2 separate regions of the Mus musculus genome follow, and region 2 is linked to region 1. Evidence: chromatin loops called from intact Hi-C (ENCODE). Cell type or tissue: gastrocnemius. All regions are shown on one strand. Each heading gives the region's core, and the rest is flanking DNA. Links, peaks and the distances in the headings are about the cores only. Region 1 overlaps Trank1 (tetratricopeptide repeat and ankyrin repeat containing 1). Region 2 overlaps Dclk3 (doublecortin-like kinase 3).

What was found. Hi-C counts contacts between places; a loop is a spot of excess contacts. Peaks named below come from ENCODE experiments on the same cell type or tissue, not always from the same donor. Only the 100,000 strongest peaks of a DNase experiment are listed, where the experiment ranks them.
Region 2: a loop joins it to region 1, with 3 times the contacts of the local background. A loop is called at or near these places in 6 of 42 quality-filtered maps.

The regions. Positions count from the first base shown.
Region 1 is chr9:111,366,304-111,376,038 of GRCm38, reverse strand. It overlaps Trank1 (tetratricopeptide repeat and ankyrin repeat containing 1), which reads right to left. Exons shown (of 22, transcript NM_001164659.1): 11 at 8,491-9,735; 12 at 2,894-3,093; 13 at 2,494-2,631. Among named protein-coding and RNA genes, the nearest start is that of Gm51693, 30 kb to the left of the region's middle. In gastrocnemius, for the core only: no CTCF peak of the experiment used is centred there; DNase peaks (open chromatin) are centred at 3,728 and 8,114.
Region 2 is chr9:111,473,332-111,483,066 of GRCm38, reverse strand. It overlaps Dclk3 (doublecortin-like kinase 3), which reads right to left. Exons shown (of 5, transcript NM_172928.5): 3 at 317-449. Among named protein-coding and RNA genes, the nearest start is that of Dclk3, 39 kb to the right of the region's middle. In gastrocnemius, for the core only: a CTCF peak has its summit at 3,956 (motif pointing right); a DNase peak (open chromatin) is centred at 3,957.

The sequences.
Region 1 (9,735 bases), core at 492-8,491:
TGTGGTTACCTATTTCCAGGAAATAAACATTCTTTTAAATCATTATTTCAAAATGAACACAAGAAGAGGTTGTGTGTCTGGAGCAAGGATAACAGACCTGCAGCATTTGGGGCCAAAAGGAGCTGCTTCTTCCAAGTAAAAAGCTTGGATCCACAGCAAGTCTCCCACAAAGTCTATGGGTTTCAAGGTTCCTGACACCACCACCCCCATCCCTCTCCTATATGAGTGTGAAAGAATGAATGCCCCCAGGACAGGGTGTAAAGAGCAATTGCCCTTCTAAATTCCCAAGCATGGTTTAGGGTTATCTGAGAAAGTTACTCCATCTCCACTAAGATGAAGAAACATCCTATGAGGGTCTGATGTGGCCACTCCTTGGTTGGCCTCCCAACTCTGACAACCTGGTAATTATGTGAATCAACAGGCAAAATAAATCTAGAGAGAAGAACACAAACAGCGACCACCCATGCCCATGCACGCCCAGGTCCAAATGTCCACCCAAGCCCAAATGCCAGGTGTTCCAAGGCAGTGCTGCCTGGGACAGTAACAGGCACAAAGACAGACAATCTCCACCATCCCTCATGTCAAACATTGATCACTGTTCAGAAACTTTCATCCAGTCACCTCTAGAGAAAATCTAAATTCCAGACCACAGAGGGTGGGGAAGTCTGATCTGCCTTCCCTCTCTTTTTCCCCCCTAATGCATTTCCTTTCCTTTTCTTGTAGCATTTTTTCTGGTCTGGAGATTGTAAAGGATGAATTGGGGGCATACTTTGCACCAGGGAACACACAATTGCATTACACCAGTAAACACTGTTAAAAATATTTATTAGAGGTCTCCTTATGTATACAAAATAAAGCAAATATTATCAAAAGATTCTGTTTAGGTGTTTGTTGCTTTTGTGTATTTCTGAATTTCACAAAGTCTGAGTCATCAGTGGGAGGACAGGGAGGAGCCTGTGCCATTCCCAGAGTTAGGTGGAAAGAGTCACTGATTTTTTTCTTTCAAAAGCAAAGCTCCCCCACATAGATCCTTAAATCTTTGACCTTTGACTTTATCACTGGCATGTGCATACAGATGGCACTTAATAAAGGACAGGAACAACAAAGTCTTACCCCTTTCTCTTTCAGGAGAGCCTCAGTCCAACCATGACCAGTGGATGTGTTATTAGGAAAAAAAAGTTAGACCTCAGAGATGAAAATGGTAGCAGGGTTAATGAGCATGCATCTGCTTTTATTAACAAACCTACCAGGATGGGGCTGTACATAAGAAATGGCAATGATGTATTTATTCATTGTGGGAAGTTCTGGAAGCCAATTCAAAGGTGAGAGGGAAGGGAGGACAAAGGAAAAATACTTAGTGCCCAAAGCATTTCTTCAGATTCTGCTATGAGTATTTTAACTATGGACAATTTACTTAACCCAGTAACCTCTGGCTTTATCTACAGAACAAAGATAACAAGGTTCCTTAGGGCCTCAGAACATTGGAGAGATGAGACACTATATTCAAAAAAATTCCCTTCTAAATGGTAAGGCCATCTTTGCAGTACCAGACATAAATACTATTAAGTCAAATATGGCATCAAAGAATGATTTAAAAACATAAGTAAGGATTCTATTTCAAGAGTCATATCAGTGGTAAATTTTAAGGTATCAAAGCTAAAAGGTTCTCTAATTTAGGTATAAAACAGCCTCTCCAAGCTTTTAACAGAAAAATCTGCAACAGGGACCAAAACACAGCAAGCTGTAGCACAAAGAAGACCCATAGCAGTCAGCCTGAGTCCCCACCAAAGACAATGTTAGTGAAAAGAAAACAGTAGCTAGAAGCCACAGGACAATGGTCTTGACTTAGTGGGTCACCCAACAGTAATTTAGAAATTTAAAAGAGAAGAAGAAAAAAAATTGGCAAGGACTCAGGAACCACACTAAGGCAATGGCTGGCACAGAAGTCACCGGGGATGAATCCAGGGACTCTGACTACTGTGGTCTACATGTGTGAAGCTGTGGTAGTGAAGCATGCCAAAGGGAGCTGGGGACAGGGTGAGTGTTCTTGTCACCCACATTACCTGATCCAGCAGGCCGGAACAAGCCTCGCTCTCTTCCTGGAGTTGTCTTTCACCTGACTTTGCCCAATTCTGCCCTTATAGGGTGGACATTGCTAACCTGGCCCTCATGTATGGCTCTCCTTAGAACTTGTTCCAACTTAGACACCCCTGGGAGCCCATGATAACAGCAGCTAATAAAATCTGGCCTTGAGTACTGGTCATTCAGAAAACATGAATATAAGAGAGCCAGGGATATGTACATGGAAAAGTAACCCGTAGCAGCTCAGAGCTATTCTCGACCCCCACCCCATCGACTCCTAAACCTCACCCTAAGGGCAAGATGCTCTACAACAGACACAGGCACCTGTACCAAACTCTTGGCCTCAGAGCAGAAGCCCCACTCAGGCACAGACCTGCACTGTGTGAGGAGAACCCAGTGTGGCGCACGTACCTCAGAGTCAGTAAAGAAGTTGTAAAGGAGGACATCGTCAAACTCCAGCCCTTTGGCCTCATAAACAGTTAGCACGAGAGCTAACCCCAGCTCCTCTGGGATTTTCTCCTTAGCCTTTTCATTGGCAACAAGAATCACCTAAAATAGAACAAACCCACATAATATCAGATTCTACAAAGACAAATAAAGGGAAGTTTGGTGTTTCCCTGTAAAACAAGTAATGGCTCTAAAGAGAACTGGCCAGGATTGACTTGGTCATCTCGGACTGGGGAGATAGTCAATGGCCTCTCTCAAGCACAGACTCATTCTGTATTAAGAGCATATTAACTCACCTTCTTCTTCTTTATGACTAAGACTTCAAATTGACTTATTTCAGAATGCACAGTCCCAAGAAGCTTACCTGGTGGGCACCAAATTCGATGGGCTGAGTTTTTCTTTTGTTCCCTCGCAGCAAGATTGCCAAGTCACTTACACTACAAGAATCCAAGAGAGTTGGCTTGGGACCATCAAAGAGTCCAGAATCTCTTGGAAGGCGATCAAAGGATTCTGGGAAATAGAACTGAAGTAAATCCACTACTCCAGATGCAAGATTGAGGATTCCTGGATGAAACAGAAAGCACCTGTCAGATACTGCACAGCATGGCTGAGGTTTTGATTATTTAGTTTAGTTTGTTTGTTTGTTTGTTTGTTTGTTTGTTTATGGGGGAGCCAGTATACACCACTGGTGTAAGGGGAGTTTCCCAAATTGTTGATTGGCTAAATAAAGATGACAGAAGCCAATCACTAGGCGAAAGATAAGGAAGAATTTCCAGGCAGGACACGAAGAGGGGGACAGAGAGGATTGGGAGCCAGACCAGACAGTGAAGTGGAGAGAAAGCTATAGGTTTCTTGGGGCACCAATCATTTGTAGCCTCTGCAGTTACCAAGAAGGATGGGGCAGGATATTCTTCACCTAACCTTTGAGTTATCTGGTCAGTTTTAAAATATAAAAGTCTCTAGTGTTTTCCTTCCACTGGGCCAAAGAGAGCTGGGTAAGGCAGCCATTGTGGCACTGGGCAAATGGCAAGCAGACACTGGGAGAGCTAGTGTGGGAGCTGAGTGAAACTGGGATGGTCACTGGCTGTTCTCAGAGCATAGTTGGGAAGGCACTCTTAACATTGTGGGAAAAGCATTAGCTAGCAGGCAGACAGCTGCTAGTCCCAGAGCCTAGCCAGAACTAGCATGGTTTATTACAATTACATGCAACAGATGGCACCCAACATGGGGCATGACTCCAGGACTCTGTGATTAAGAGTCCCATGCTCTACCGACTGAACTAACCGGCTACCCTGACAGTACACTTTATTTCAAGCTTATATACAGTTCCCACTCAGTTAACAATGAGTTATAACTTCTTTTTTTTTTCATTGATTAATTTATTCATGTTATTGTAGCCCCGAGTTATAACTTCTTATCACTCTGGGTGTAGTAGATAAAGGCAGAAATGTGTTACTGAACCAAGAGGGTTTATGGGCCCTCAATTTCAACTTCTGATGATAACAGAAAGATCACTGCTAAATAACTCAAGGCAGACATGTCACTACAACTAAAGGTACTAGAATGTCTATATAAATATGGTAAGAATATGATAGGAAATCAAGAATCACTGTTTCCTCCCATTGGTCCCCACAGCACTAGAAGCAACATTTCCATGGTAAGAGCATGAGGAATTGTTAACTGGAGACAACCAAGGCCTCTATCATCCTAATTCTCCAGGTTTACACAGCTGAAATAGGACTGTACAAAGGGAAATTGTCAGAACTAGAGAACAGACTTTTCAAAAAGTTTTTTTTTTCCTTTCCCCAATCAGGTCTCATTTCTTATCAGTGCTGTAAAGTAATCCTGACTAAAGTCTGAGATACAATAGTCACCCTCATAACAATCACTCCATAAAACCATTACAAGAACCCAATGGGCCAGACAAAACCATGGAGATGTTACTAATGGATTCCACCGCCTGAGAAATAACTAACCCCCTCTAAGTGATGGGATCTCAAGTACACTGGATACCTATCTTCTTGGGTCTCTCTAATTCCCTTAGAAGCCATCTGTCATTGCCTAACACCAAGTAGATTAAGGCAGAGCACTGAAAAACTGCATGTGTTGTCACAACTATTATCAAATAGTGAAGATAAAATGTATTACCTAATTCTTTAATTCTTACAAATTTCCAATATATAGTAATAATGAACATAATTATCAACTGCTGTTCCTAAGAAAATCTGTTGCCACTGTCATTTTCTGTTAGTTAAGAACTAGCAATGGCCAAAAATTTACACTGATGGAGGAGCCCAAGAGGGGCATAAAAGTACTTTGCTGAACAACTGGAATTCACTTAAATATTCTCCAGGAAACTAGGTAAGTAATTTTTGATATTACCATACATAAGGAATAAGACAGGCCAACCATGAAAAGGAAACACACACACACACACACACACACACACACACACACACACACACACACACTATATTTGGATATATCTTTGATAAATCTTGAAAAGATTAAGTAAAATAAATCATACAAAATTAAGTAAAATATGCACTCGTTGTACCTTTCAAGTCACAAGAGATGTCTATAACAGACAACACCATAGAAACAGAAAGATAAGTGACAGGAAGAAAACAATAAAGGATGGCTGCCTTAATGATTAAGTTGGAGAAGGATCAAGGGAGACTCACTCCCAACTTCAGCCTTGGTCTTCTACACACACATGCATGTATACCTATCTACACACCCACACATGTGTACCAATACACTTGTAGATATGCCTACACACATACACAGCACATGAAAAATGCAAAAGGAAAAGAGAAAGTGTTCAAGTGTATATTATCTCCCAATTGGCTTCTTTGAGAAAAAAAAAACTATTTTAAGGACTGATGAATTATTAACCAAACATTACTTATTTTAAGCTGATAAAGTGGACTCATCTTTTCCTGGTGGCACTGGGCAAGTGTTAAGCATCATTAAAATGCTATTCTAGTCATTATTAGAGTTAATGGTAAGGTTTTTTTGTTTGTTTCTTTCTCTGTTTGCTTTTCTTGTTGAGACAGGATCTCACTATGTAGCTCTGGCTAACCTGGAACTTATGTTAATCAGGCTAGCCTTGAACTCAAGGAGATCTGCCTGCCTCTGGCTACAGAGTGCTGGAATTAAAAATGTGTACCACCACAGTCAGCATTAATAAATTTTTTAATGTCTTCTAAATAAGCAAGGAAGTTGGGAGGCAGGCAGTTTGATTCCCTAATTGGCAGCTGCTGGTCTCTCTCTTGCTGCCCTGGCCATCTTAATTAAAAGGACTGTCAAACAGCCAGCAGAATTACCAGAACCAGCCATTTTGAATTCCATGAATGCCTTGAGAAAACTATACAATGATGGCAGCCAACTGCCCCAATTCCTGGAGACATAGCTTCAGTCAATCAGAACTCTTTCAAACAGTTTCTAGGGGACTTTGCTACAACAAGGTTCAATAACCTCTAGATGTCCCTGCAACCATTTCCACCTACTCCAGAGGAAGAATAATTCTGGCACTACAGAGCCAACCTTTGTTTGCATTCAAAGTGTGCTGTGATTGGTGCAAGCACCCCTTTTCTGGCCAATAAGCAGGCTGCTTGGCTCAAGTAGTTGAGAGACATCCTCCTAAGCAGCTTCCCTTCCATGGTGTCACAATATTAGGCACAATAAAAGGCCTTTTCTCCTTTGCTTTGCATCAGACTGGACTGGTAATGAAGAAAGAAGCAGTCAGTCAATTGAGGCAGCCCTGTGCCATGAGGGCAATAGCAGGAGAGAGGCTATAACAGTAGAGGCAGTTGAGCAGATGACAAGCAGCTGGCCAATGAAGAAGAGGCCCTGAGTTCAGCAGAGCAGTCAGGACAGGGGCAAGTGGGATGGAGTAATCAGATAGATGGAGAGAACTGAGGTTGCAGAAGGAGAAAGGCCATTAAAGAGCCAAAGAGACACTGCAGGCCCAGGTGGCTTAGGATTCCAAAGAGCTGTCAAGCTTTTAGGGCCAATGGCTTCCGAGACTTCAGGCCTGGGAGTTATAACATTAGCCACTGTCAAGAGGTAAGGAGTCTCGGTACCTGAACCCACCTAAAGCTGCCAAGGATAAAACATTCCTGACTTTCAGCCTTGTTCCCTGAACAGTGTTAACACCAGCAAGCATGCTACTACGGAAGGGGGAAGTGGAGCCCAACACTATTGCTGGAGTGCAGAGAGAGGGGAGTTAGCCTTTCTCAGGGATAAACCCACTATTTGGTTATCTAAAACCTACTGATCAGTCCTGAAAACATACACACACAAACAATATTTGGAACAGCTATCTCAACCGGAAATGGCAAAAATCCTGAAGCCAGCACAGCTGTCTGACACAGTTGCAGCAGCGCTGAGCCAAATGCTGTGATCTCTGTCATTCTGTCTCTCGCTTTTAGGTTTTAGTCTCTGTGTGTTCCACTCTTGTTCCATTCTTAGGGACTTTCTGCATTATGGTTCATTTTATGTCTTTTCCCAAGAAAATTACATCGGAGTCTACTTAGGAAAGCCCTAAGCTTCCTATTCCTTCTCCCTTTAGGGAAATAACTTTATCTGGCAAAAACACTAGGAATTTCTTTATGAGGACACGACATCAGTAATCTTGGGATATCCATCCCTGATCAAACTCAAACAGTATAATTGAAACAGAGTAAACTTAGAAATAGTTGACAAACTCCAACTGGTCAGGAGAATTGGTAATACATCAAAGGCCTCTTTTTAGAATATGCTTAGGGCTTTCTAAAAATGTAGTTTAAAGATAGGCACTCACACAGAGTTTGCCCCTGGAGGACTAGAACTCAGTAAATAAGACATATTGACTAAAATAACTTTTCCTACTTAATAGAGTGGATGATAAAAGGATATAAGAAAAAGGAATTAGGTATCAGTTTTTGCTATCCATAAAAAGACCAAATATTTTCTATTTGTCTGGAATACTTTCAAGCTGCAAATACTGTCAGCCTAAAAGCAGGCTGTCATATAATAAATATGTTTGCTTTGTTCATAAACCCAAACATGTAATGAATAATCAAGCACATGTCCAGAGACAAAGTGATATAATCTGTACTTTTTGAAGAATCATGAGTCTATCTTTGTTCTGTAAAAATCTCCATAAATAAAGAAGCAGCCTGATTGCTAGTCAGTCAGAGCTGCAAGACTCCCTTGATCACCATGCCTGACTCCTCCCTCACCAGGAACCTGTCAACTGCTGGGGCTACCCCATGACAAACACTAAACAGATTGAGTAGAGTGTGTGTGTGTGTGTGTGTGTGTGTGTGTGTGTGTGTGTATAACAATAATCATTAAAGAAAAAGAGGCCATGAATTTGAGAGAAGGGGCAGATGGGAGACTTGGGGAGCATAATCAAGGCTAAGTGATATACTTATATTTAAATTTACTTAAATTTCAAATTAAAAAGAAAAAGAAAAAGAAAAAAATTGACTTCCCAGGCCTACACTAGAGCTGTAACATTTTTAGAGTTAAAGGTCCTACCACTTAATGCCAGCAGGACTTCTGTGCACGTCCACAGTGCCACCTGCTGTGGCTCCTGCCTGCCTGCCTGCTGTCACTCCCTACTACTGTAAACATGCTTCTTGTCATCAACAATTTCTATCACATTAGAGCAAATGATCTCTGGCCAGATGACTGGTGCTACTACAAAGGAGTGTTAGTGAGCAAGGGCTTACATCGCACTTTAAATGCTCTCCTGAAATGTCCATTACATCATGAATACACAGTCATTTAAGATTCATTTCTATCACTACATCTTCAGTGATCTATTTACAGATGAGTGCTGGCAAAAATCCTAAGTTCTCTTGCTCGGGAGCATTATCAACTAACAAATTTCAAACCACTAGCTCTTTCTTCTGATACAGACTTAGCTCAAGACCAATGCTCCAGCCCCTCCCCTAAGGCCCGAGGTACCTGAGTGAGATCTGTAATTCTGGTACAGCTGATGGATCCTCTTGGGCTTTCGAACAGCACATTGCTTGTCTACTGTGCTTCTGCTGGCATAGTGGAACAGAGAGAGCAGGTCACTGAAACGGAAAGCCACGCCTTTCATTATGCTTTGGGCAGTGTCTCCAGTAAGGAACATGGCGTTGGGGTCATTGATGCATTTCATCAGCAGTGCCAGCTCTGCTTGGGTGAAGTCCTGAATCTCATCACCATAAAGCTCATGGATGGACCAGGGGAGCACCCTGAGCTTCGACAGCCTCCAGGACAGGTTGTACAGGACGTCCTCTTCATCAAAATACCCTTTCTGGGACCTGATCTGTTGATACAGGCAGAAGAGGCTGTAGATCTCACTCCGATCTTCCTTAAAATTGGGGGATCGTTTCCTCCCTAATTTCTTATAGGCTTCTTCAGTCAGTCTCCCATGGGGACAACTAAGAGCCTCAAAAGAACCCTTCAGGAATGATTTTATCTCTTTCCAAATCAGTGCTGGGTTGTAGGAACTTCTCCCTTTGATCATTTTGGGCCATATCTCATTGGTGAACACCTCAAATGTCACATACACCCGGGGATCACTGTCCCCTGTTTGTGTTTCTGTAGCTTTCTCCTCCTCATTGTAGTTCCCATCTGCCTCAACCTCTTCATCATCCTCTTCCCAGCTGGGGATGCTAAACTCTTCCTGTGTGGACCATCCTACAATGGTTCTTTTTAAGCTTCCATCTTCGTTTCTCAGAAAAAAAGGTTTTGGCAGAGAGGCATCGAGCAGGAGGAGAAGCTGTTTAGAAGTCACAAACAGAGGGAAGTTTTCATCCCTCAGGTCCTGGAGTTTGTGGACATTGGGATCCAGTGGTTTATAGTGACTGGTGGCCTTGGTGGACTTGGAGAGCTCAATAAAATTTCTTTGCACCTCCTGGCACAGGACATGGTTCTTCGTCACAAAGATCTGATGTAGATGCTCCAGCTGGTGTGGGTGGTCCGGCACACATCCCTCTGCTCCTTGGCTGTCCCCTGCTGGCTCCACTGTGGCTCCTCCTGCACAGGCTTCACTCTCTTGCTCCTCATCTATACCATCCACCGTTTCCACTTTGATGGAACCCTCCTCTTCCTCATGTTCTTCTTCCTCTCGACCTGGACCCTCTTTTCCTGGTTCTACTTCCAACCTTCTCTTTGGCAAGATCTGTTTGGACAGCAATGGGCTTCCTGCCTGCTCAGCCT
Region 2 (9,735 bases), core at 681-8,680, 110 kb before region 1:
CTGCCTACACACACATACACACACATACACACACACACACACACACACACACACACACTGGGGGAGGGGGGAGAGAGGGAGACAGAGATGAAGATGGAGACAGAGAGAGAAAGATGCATGCACATACCCAGAGAGATGCATGCATGCACACAATTTAAATAAATAAATAAATAAATAAATAAATAAATAAATAAATAAATATTTATCAAGCCTGAGTTTCAGCTCTCTGAGATTTTGTAACAGTTCCTTGCTGGAATCAGTAAGGCATTTGTCAATTGCAAAGCTTAAGTACCAAAGAGCAAAGGGTAACACTTACCTTTCTCAGAAAGAATTTCAGGAGCTACATATGTTGGCGTCCCACACACAGTAAATATAGGCCTCACCACATATTTGGCCAAGCCAAAATCAGCCAGCTTCAAGGTGATAGACTTGTCTTCATTTCGCTGAACCTAGAAGGGATCAGAAGGTCCAAAGCATTAAAACTGCGATGGAAATAAAGAAGGAACACTGAGGCAGTAGTGTGTGTGTGTGTGTGTGTGTGTGTGTGTGTGTGTGTGTGTGTGTGTAACCTGTACCACTGAGACCATAGTCTGTATGTGAACCCTAGGACACTGAGACAGTAGTGTGTGTGTGTGTGTGTGTGTGTGTGTGTGTGTGTGTGTGCAACCAGGGACACTGAGACAGTTGTGTGTGTGTGTGTGTGTGTGTGTGTGTGTGTGTGTGTGTGTGTGTGTGCAACCAGGGACACTGAGACAGTAGTGTGTGTGTGCAACCAAGTCAAAGTAGCTGCTGACATTTTCAACCAAAGGACCAGAGTCAGGTTCACTGCACAATCCAGTTCAGCTTCGTGTGTTATCAAATGTGATATTAAGAATTCATTGATTAAAGCTCAGTTTCTCAGCTGCACTGGGCACATGTGTTTGTCCAAGAGCAACCTGTGAGTTGAGTACCGTGCTGGACAGTGCAGATGGAAACCATTTCCACCAGACACCGCTGTGTTCTAACAAGGAGTCCTGATACTCTGAACATAAACTAAGAACAAGCAGTGGTCTAGAGGGACAGTGAGATGGCTCAGTGGGTATAGAACCCATAGGGTGGGAAGAGAGAGAACCTGACTCTAACCTCCACATAGGATGGCGGCACATGCTCCCACCCCACTACAGATAAACAAATGTACGTTACACTCCACATAGAGCAAATGATGAGGGTCAAACCCAGTACCGTCTTGCTCCAAGTTCAAGATGCATGCAGCTTGAGGGAGATCCTGATGACATCATAGTGTCACACATGAGGTTCCTGCCCCTGCCCCTGCCTCCCCCGACCCCATAGCTGACGTCTCCACAAGCTGCATGTATCTTAATTGCTGAGTCCAGGTCAAGACTGGTATATGAGCAGAAACAATGACAAAGGGGAAGGCTGAAAAACCCAAGAAAGCATGGAATGTGGTGCACACATCCCTGCCTGCCCATCCGGGAACCACTGGGCTTCTGACCCTTACCTAACTCCAGCTCATTTCCATTCTATAAAGTGCTTTTCTTCCTTAATAAACTCTCTCTGTTTCTACCACTATCTGTGTATCCCGGATCCATTTCCATGCTAGAGAACCTGGGAATCCCAGTCAGGGTGTCCTAATCCCAGTCAGGGTGTCCTAATCCCAGTCAGGGTGTCCTGCAGCCCCCTTCCAAGCCTCTTCACATCACTGGCTCCTAAGTTAACCTGGCCAAGAACAAACCATAGTTTCGGACCCAAAGCCGAGTTCTGCTCACTCTGCGCACAGAGGCAGATGCAGCCTGAAAGAGACAATGGAATAATTTGGGCTAGAAAGTCTAGTTGGGAAGGAAAGGAACACAAAATAGTGTTGGCAATTCCATATGGAACTGCCAGATGGACTGTCTCCATCCATCATATGACTACAGAATTGTTGAGAAAAAATGTTCCCCACAAAAATATTTGCAAATATTTCTAGCCAAATGATCAGAATCAAAAGTATCTGGCCAATTCAATACATCAAAATAAAATGGGTACTTCTATCAAAAAAAGTAATTGGAAACCCACAATTCCAAAGCCTACCCCAGAAACTCAAGCTTTGATTTAAGATTGTATTGTGTTTGGTGTCCTGTATATGCCTTCAAAACAGCACATCAGTTTTAAATGACTCTATGAGCCTGTCTAAAACATAATATCATGTTCTTGTCTCTTCAGAGTTCAGCTTTTCCCACCTGGAACACCGCCCATTGCTGGGAAGGACTGGTGTGTTAAAGACTCCGGTTCTACTGTTATGGTTTCTTTACTAGTCTCAGCATTGTCTATTATTGTTTTCTTCTGTGTTTATCTATTTATTTTTGTGAGAGGCAATACATCAGGCATGTACCTGTGTAGATACAGGTATGTACCTGTGTAGATACAGGTATGTAGTGTGTAGATACAGGTATGTAGTGTGTAGATACAGGTATCCATGCAAGGATGAGGACATTGGCTGCCCCACCCCTCCATCTTATTTAATAAGACAGATCCCTCATTGAACTTAGTTTCAGCTAGACTGGCTGGCCAGCAAGTTCCTGGTACCCACTTGTCTCTGTTCTCCAACACATCAATTATACGTGCACAGTCATGGCCAGCATTTACGTGGGTGCCAGGGATTTGAACTCAGGTTCTCTTGCCTTCACAGCAAGCACTTTTACCCAATGACCTGTCTCCTCAGCTCTTCTCGAGGCTGTTGCTGGCTTCACTATGTAAACAGCTTCATTCCACTTAAGGCTATGCCATGTGTGAGTGTTTTGGCACCTTAATATATTGCTTCACCTTAATACCTGTCTTACCTTCAAGTCAGACCTCCACCCGAACAGGAAACTTGTCTAACACTTCTCTCCACCAGACACCAGTTCATCACATATCCATTCCTGATGACCCATAAGTCCATCCCTATCTGCTTTCTCAGTATCCCCTCTGGGATGACAGTAAATAGGAATGCATCCTTTCCAAAGATGGGAAGCAAGGACCGTGAACCGCCCACCTCACCCCAACCCCAAACTGGCTTTCTGAATTCTCTAAGCTATGATCCCAGGACTCCTGGCAAGTCCTTTATGTGGCTTGGTTTCGACTGTGGAGATAGGGAACACTCAGGACTCTCATCTGGCCAAGCAGCCAAAGGCCCCATTAAATGTCCACTTCAATGTCTATGTCTCAAGAAGCTTTTCTGGCTTTCCTGGGTTTGGAAGCCATCCTGCCCTGGATCTACTTGCCTGTGAATCCGCTTACCCCCAACCCACGTCTCCAAGTTTATCAAACCCTGCTGTTCTAAGCCATGTTCTTGCTGGGCTGATCCAGGGCTCTGACAGACAGTCTATTAAGTGATGGCTGCACACAGAATGAATGACTGACTGGTCTGTCTGTCTATGCTCCCCTTTCCAGCCACACCAGAGTGTCCTGCTTGGAATCCAGGTGGTCTGCATTAGTGATGGAAGGATTGGATAACTCCACATGTGCCCCAAAATCTCAAGAAAAAAAATTTTTTTTGAGTTAGGGTATCATGTAGAACAAACCAGTTAGCTCAGGATGACCTTGAACACCTGATCCTCCCACTTCCAGATCCCAAGTTCTCGGATTATAGGTGTGCACCACCATGCTTAGTTAACACAGTGCTAGGGATCAAACCCAGGGCTTCATGCATCCAGTACTCTATCAACTGAGTTACATGCGTGTCCCTCAAGAGAGATCTTTATGTTGTCATCAGTTGGCCTCCACTCTGCCCTTCCACAGTTTATCAATTTAAGCACGGTTATGCAGTCAGTTATGAGGTGCATGCCTGTAAGCCTAGCACTCAGGAAGGTAGAGAATTCCAGGCCACTTTCCACTGTACAGCAATGAAGACCCTATCTCCAAAAAAACAAGCAAACATGCCTTAATAAATAAAATCTAAAATGTACATTTAATCTCTAAGCAGAAGGGGGCAGCAGAGTACAGACCAGCAACCAGGCACCCTTCAACATTAGGCTTGGAAGAGGCTTGTTTATCTCTGCTAAATTCCTGCTTGAATCTTCAAGGTTCTTTAGGCCGTTTCCCTCCAAAGCACATTTCCAACTAACAAGGACTGAAGTGATCTTAGAAGCCACGCCATATCAAAATGCCAGTGCCCCACACTAATTGACACTGGAACATGAAAGGCACCGTCATCCCCTGACCATCACGCTGTTCACAGTAGCCAGGAAATGGAACCAGCCTAGGTGTCCATCACCCAAAAAAAGAAGAATGAAAATGTGGCTCAATACACAGCGATACTTTATGCAGCCATAGGAAGAATGGGATCATGACGTTGGTAGAAAAAAAATAAACAGAATTGGGTATTATTACATTAGACAAAGCAACCTAGACTCAGAAAAATAAATGCCACATGTTTTCTCCAACACAGATCCTAGACTTTCATATTTATATTTGTGTGTAGAGAGGGTGAGTACAGGTCATACCAGAGGAGGAAAAGAGGCTTCCTGGGGTGGGGAGCAAGAGGCAGGAGATAAAGAAAATAATAAAATACCCAGGAGGAGGGGGACCAGCAAGAGGAGGATGGGGGTCCTGGGGAGGGGTGTGGGAAAGGAAGATCAACAAAAACAAAGGGTGTCTGAAAATGGCCACGCCAGGGAGCCATGCAGGCCAGAGCACAGCAGCCTCTAGGCCACTTGTGTTTTTAGCTGAGGGCAGCCTGCTGAAGGAGGACAGTCAGACAGCCTTGTCTCCTAAATTGAATCTGATAGCTTCATATTTCTCTGTACTTCACATCACCGTTGTGTCACTGGAGAAGGAAGATGAGAATCAAAGGAGATGAGGAACAGCGGCTTCCAGCTCAGTCGCCCTGCTGCTCTCTCTGGGAGTCAGCTCCCCAGCCTGTAGACTGGCTCCATCACCACACAGCCAATCCTCCCCACTTAAAAAACACACAGTCCATTTCTACACACCCCTTCAGCAACTTCAATTTTGTGATCTCCTTCACACACACACATGCACTATGAATCTTGAAACAGATACCCGTATCTACTACATGCATATTTTCACCATCCCTGATCCCCTGAACTCAGTCAAGCTCACGCTGCAATAATTACCCTGGAGTCTTCTTCCTCCATCAAAAAGACGAGTTGCACACTAACTAGCTGTAGGTCAGGACACCAGAGTCCTCTCTCCTTGCCCACCATCCCAACCCATCCACAGGGAGGATCACCTGACCCTATTCACTTCAGCTGGATGCCAAAACACAACAGGGAGTTTACCTCAGCCCCAGCCCCAGCTTCCTCCCCTGATCTTACATCACCCCCAACCGACAGGCCTTGCAGAAGATGAATCAGGCTCTTCCAGAAACAACCGAGCCTAGGGAGAGCTAAGATCTCAGAAACTCACAGAAGAGCTCTACTTAGCTGCTTTTTCCAACTCAAAGAATCTTGAGAAATTCAATCTCCAATCTTCAAAGGGCTTCCGAGAACACATTCTCCTAGGAAGGTGGCCACAAGATATCGCTAGCATTCGCTAACAAAATGACCTGGACTAAAGCCCTGTTTCATCTAACTCTGTCTCTTGTGACTCCATGTTATTGCTGAAATCTGTGTTCCTTAATTTCATGAAGTCTGGCCTGATGAGAGGCGCCGCCGTGGTTATTACCAATGTTTAAAATTGTTAATGCCTGGGGCATTAATAAGAAAACAAGAGTGCATGCCTAGCTTCTAGCTTAGGAGAGAGAGTAAGAGCTGGTAGAAGAAATGCCTGTGGATCACGGAGAATTGCTACCACTGAGACCGACTTGTATATCGTAGCAGAAGGGAGAGGGGAAAAGGACATGGAGAATTAAGGTCAACAAAATGGTGGAAGACGTTTATGTCAGATGAAGAATGGGCAAGAGATGTGTGTGTCCTTCTCACCCTGTGGGTCCTTCTTGCCCGAGGCTTTCCTTATCACCCTCAAGAACACATACTTACCAGTGTGCAGTTCCAGCCATATTCAGTAGTGAGATGGCCAGACAAACCTACTTCATCCTGGAACCAACAAGAAAGGATCTGCCTTTGTCTTCACCCAAGCTGTGACCTGTCCCTACAATGCCACCTCCATTTCTGCTACTCCAAGCACTCAGAGCTGTAGTACCTGGGAACAGTGACAAGACCCAGGAAAGGCAGCACTCCACATGTGAGGAAGAGGAACAACTGGTCGCCAGCCCATCTCACTCCTCTCAGCTCCTCCCCTGAAGAAGACTCAACTCTTCCCCCCGCCCCACTGGAGGAGATGATTCTGGAAGGACTCTGCTAGAGCCTAACGTCCCTTCCATCACCGCCCGCTCACACAGATGTCTTGGCTGAGGATACCTGGCCTGTACACTCCCCGTCCTGGGTGAGCTGGTCTAATTACCACCTCTTCTCAGGCTCCTGTGGCTTCCTCCCTCCTTCCCTGGGATTCAGTCAACACAATCCCATTCCCTCCAGGGGACCACATACAGGCAGAAGAAGCAATTAACATGGATATTTCTGCAAGCTGGAAAGTCTCATAATTAAAACTTTCTTTGTAAGATCTCAGGAGTCTAAATAACCCTAAGGGTAGAAGAATCCTAATATCAGGAAATGAGATCAGTGCGACCAGATGAACTTGCCATACAGGAGGCCTGAAACATTACTCCGGGGCCTAATTATCAGATGTAAATATTTCTGTTGATTAAAACATCATGAGAAGCAGCTACATTCATTAAGAGCTTTCAGTGTGCACAGAAAATGTCTGTAAAAAGCAGCTGTACTTATAATCCGTTGCTCCGTCAGAAGTTGGTGTTAAAATAAGCATCCCCCAGGCTTAGCAAAGATAGGTCTAATAGAGAGCCAGCAGCCATCTCTTAAAGAAAGGAAGCGTTGATTTGACAGCACATGTAGGTAAGTGAAGAACACCAACTGATGGATGCTGGTCACCATGGCAACAGTGGTGAATACTGAATCTTGGAAAAACCAAACACATTTGCAACATAATTATTCTCTATCAACAAGCTCGGAAATGGTATCTATCTAAGCCCAGACAACAGAAGTTGTCAAGTCCAGCAGAAGCCTCATCTTTGTCTGAAGAAAACCAAAAGCCTGGCACTGGATAATGTTTAGACTCTAGACATGATATGCCAAACTGACTTAGGCTGAAAAAGGACAAACGTGTTTCATGAGTGTGATAGACACCTGTTTCAACAAGTGATCACCGACAGATCACCCAGGAAGAGCAAGGCATTACCTCATACACAAAAGATGGCTCACACACAGCTTCCTGCTGTTTTTGAAGCTGTACATGTACACATGTACACGCACACACATATATATACTTGTACATGCATAAAATTTGATGTGTTAGAATAGCAGCTTGAGTCTGCACACCAGGCCAAAACAGTTCCACATGTAAGAGGTTTATTGGGAGAGAGGGGGGCAAGGAAGATGGCAGCGGAAAGAGAAGTGGAGAAGAGAGAGAAAAAGGTGGGAGGGAGCTTTCTTTGTGTATGGGTAATGATGTAACACTGGTAAAGGTGGGAGGTGAGCCAAGTGGATTCTGGGAATATGGTGGCTGTTGCCTTGGGAAAAGGTCTGTGGGTCCCGCCGATGTGATGTCACAGGTTTCAGAGGTCCTGATGCCAACCAAAGTTTATTTGGAGAGAATAAAACTGACCTTTTTTTTTTTTTATCAAAATCAAAAAAAGTTCTAAATGCCAACTGGTCTGGTAGCCATGAACAGATTGTGTGTTGAGCTGAAAATACTATAGCTATTCACCCACACAAGACTTGTACACACATACAAGTACACACACATATAGAAAATATATAAATATGGCAGGGAGAGAGACTAGTTGGGAAAAATAGAGTGAGCAGCATCAGGAGGGGACAAGATGCTTGTAGGAGATGAATCTGCTCCTAATATGTTGTATGCATGCATGTAAATGTGAATGATGAAAACTGTTAAAAAGAAAAATTACAGCTAATCTGTAGTTTGCCATCACCCTTTCTCTCTCTCTCTCTCTCTCTCTCTCTCTCTCTCTCTCTCTCTCTTTCTCTCCCCACACACACACACACCACTGCCTTAAAGCACTCAAAGATCTCAGCTGTGATATTTAATTCTACAAAGATCTGCGTCTGCTTAACCTCTCAGAGATATTTGTCTACACCGAACACATCACCATTACAGTTTCTACTTCCCAGAGCAACTTCCCATTCTCAACCAGCCACGGAGCTCACTCTCCAGTGACACACTGCTGCCTGGTCCATCCCTCGCACTGTGAGAACAAGCTGAGCCACAGACAGATCCCAGGATCTTGTCCTGGTCAGAAAATACAAGGTAAACCAACTGTCCCCAAGTAAAACTAGTCCCTAGGTACCCCTAATCTTGCATGTGAAAACTGTGGGCGTGGGTAACTGGTGGACTATCTTATTCGGCCCAGCTCACAGGACCTACCCAGAGCTCTCAGAAGAATCGCTCCTGCTTAAAGGGTTCAGGAAAAACAGCAAAGGAAAGAACAAAGACTCTGTTGAGAGTCTGGTCATCAAGTGGGAAAAATGCCTCCATTCAGACCCAGAAGACAGAAACAACAAAAAGACTGAATAATGGGGCCTGTAACTCAGTTTGCAGCATGCATGCCTAGCACGCTGGAATCCTGCCTTCATTCCCATACACCAGGTGTGGCACACGCCTGTAACCCCAGCACAAGCGAGATAGAGGCGAGATGATCAGATGTTCAGGGTCATCCTCGGGCTACGCAACAAGCTTGAGGCAAGTCTGGGATACGTCAGTGAATATATTAGCCAAAAAAATTTTTGATAATAATAAAGGTTTTTTTAAAAGCAATAGAGAAGGGACAAGAACACCAGCGAATATAAAAATTCAGTTTCCACCGAGAGAGTTATCGGAGGCTAATTCAGACCATGCAGGCAGACAGCCAAATTATTCTTGCAATTCTATTAAAGTTGGCAAAAACAGGAGGACCTGAGTTAATGGACAACATAAACCTCATTTCACCAGAAAATGAGCTTGACTCAGTCTGCCTGCAGCCGGCTCACTCGTGGGGGCAGGTCACAGACACAGCTCTGCAGCCTGGAGAATTAAAGGGAGCACACTAAGTTCCTGGCCCCTTTTCCCTGTCCAGAAAAAAAAAATGTGGCTTATTGGCATAACTGTCTCATTCGCTATTGCTTCGTCTGAGGCAAACTAGGCTCTGAGTGGCCCTTCATGATAAATGCCAGGGCACCACGGTCCTTTCAATTTGCTGATCTCAATGATATCAGCAAGCAATGGAGTGTTTGCTGTTTCCCAGACAGCAGTGAGCGATGGCATCCAACGCATGTCTGTTAACTGTCCTCCGTGTAGCAAAACCGTTCTCGGTTCCGTGGTAGAGTCTGAATAAAATCGTGCCTGCTTTCATGGACCTGTCTTTATGGGGAGAGAAGGAAGAAATGGAAGGAAATGTAGAGCCACGGAAGATGACTTCGTGGGTAAAAAGGCCTGTGCGAGCTTAATGATGTGAGTGAAATCTCTGGAAATAATATAAAAATCCAGACATGTTTCCACATGCACTACTACTACCCAGCACTACTGCAGCAGGGTAGGGGAGTATCTGGCAACTCCAGGAGCAGCTGCCTTGTAGGGCACAGAAGCAGTAACAAGAAAGACTCCAACAAGATGGAAGGAGAAAACCAACTCTGGAAAGTTATCCTCTGACTTGCATGGACACATCATGACAGTCAGGTTTGTTGA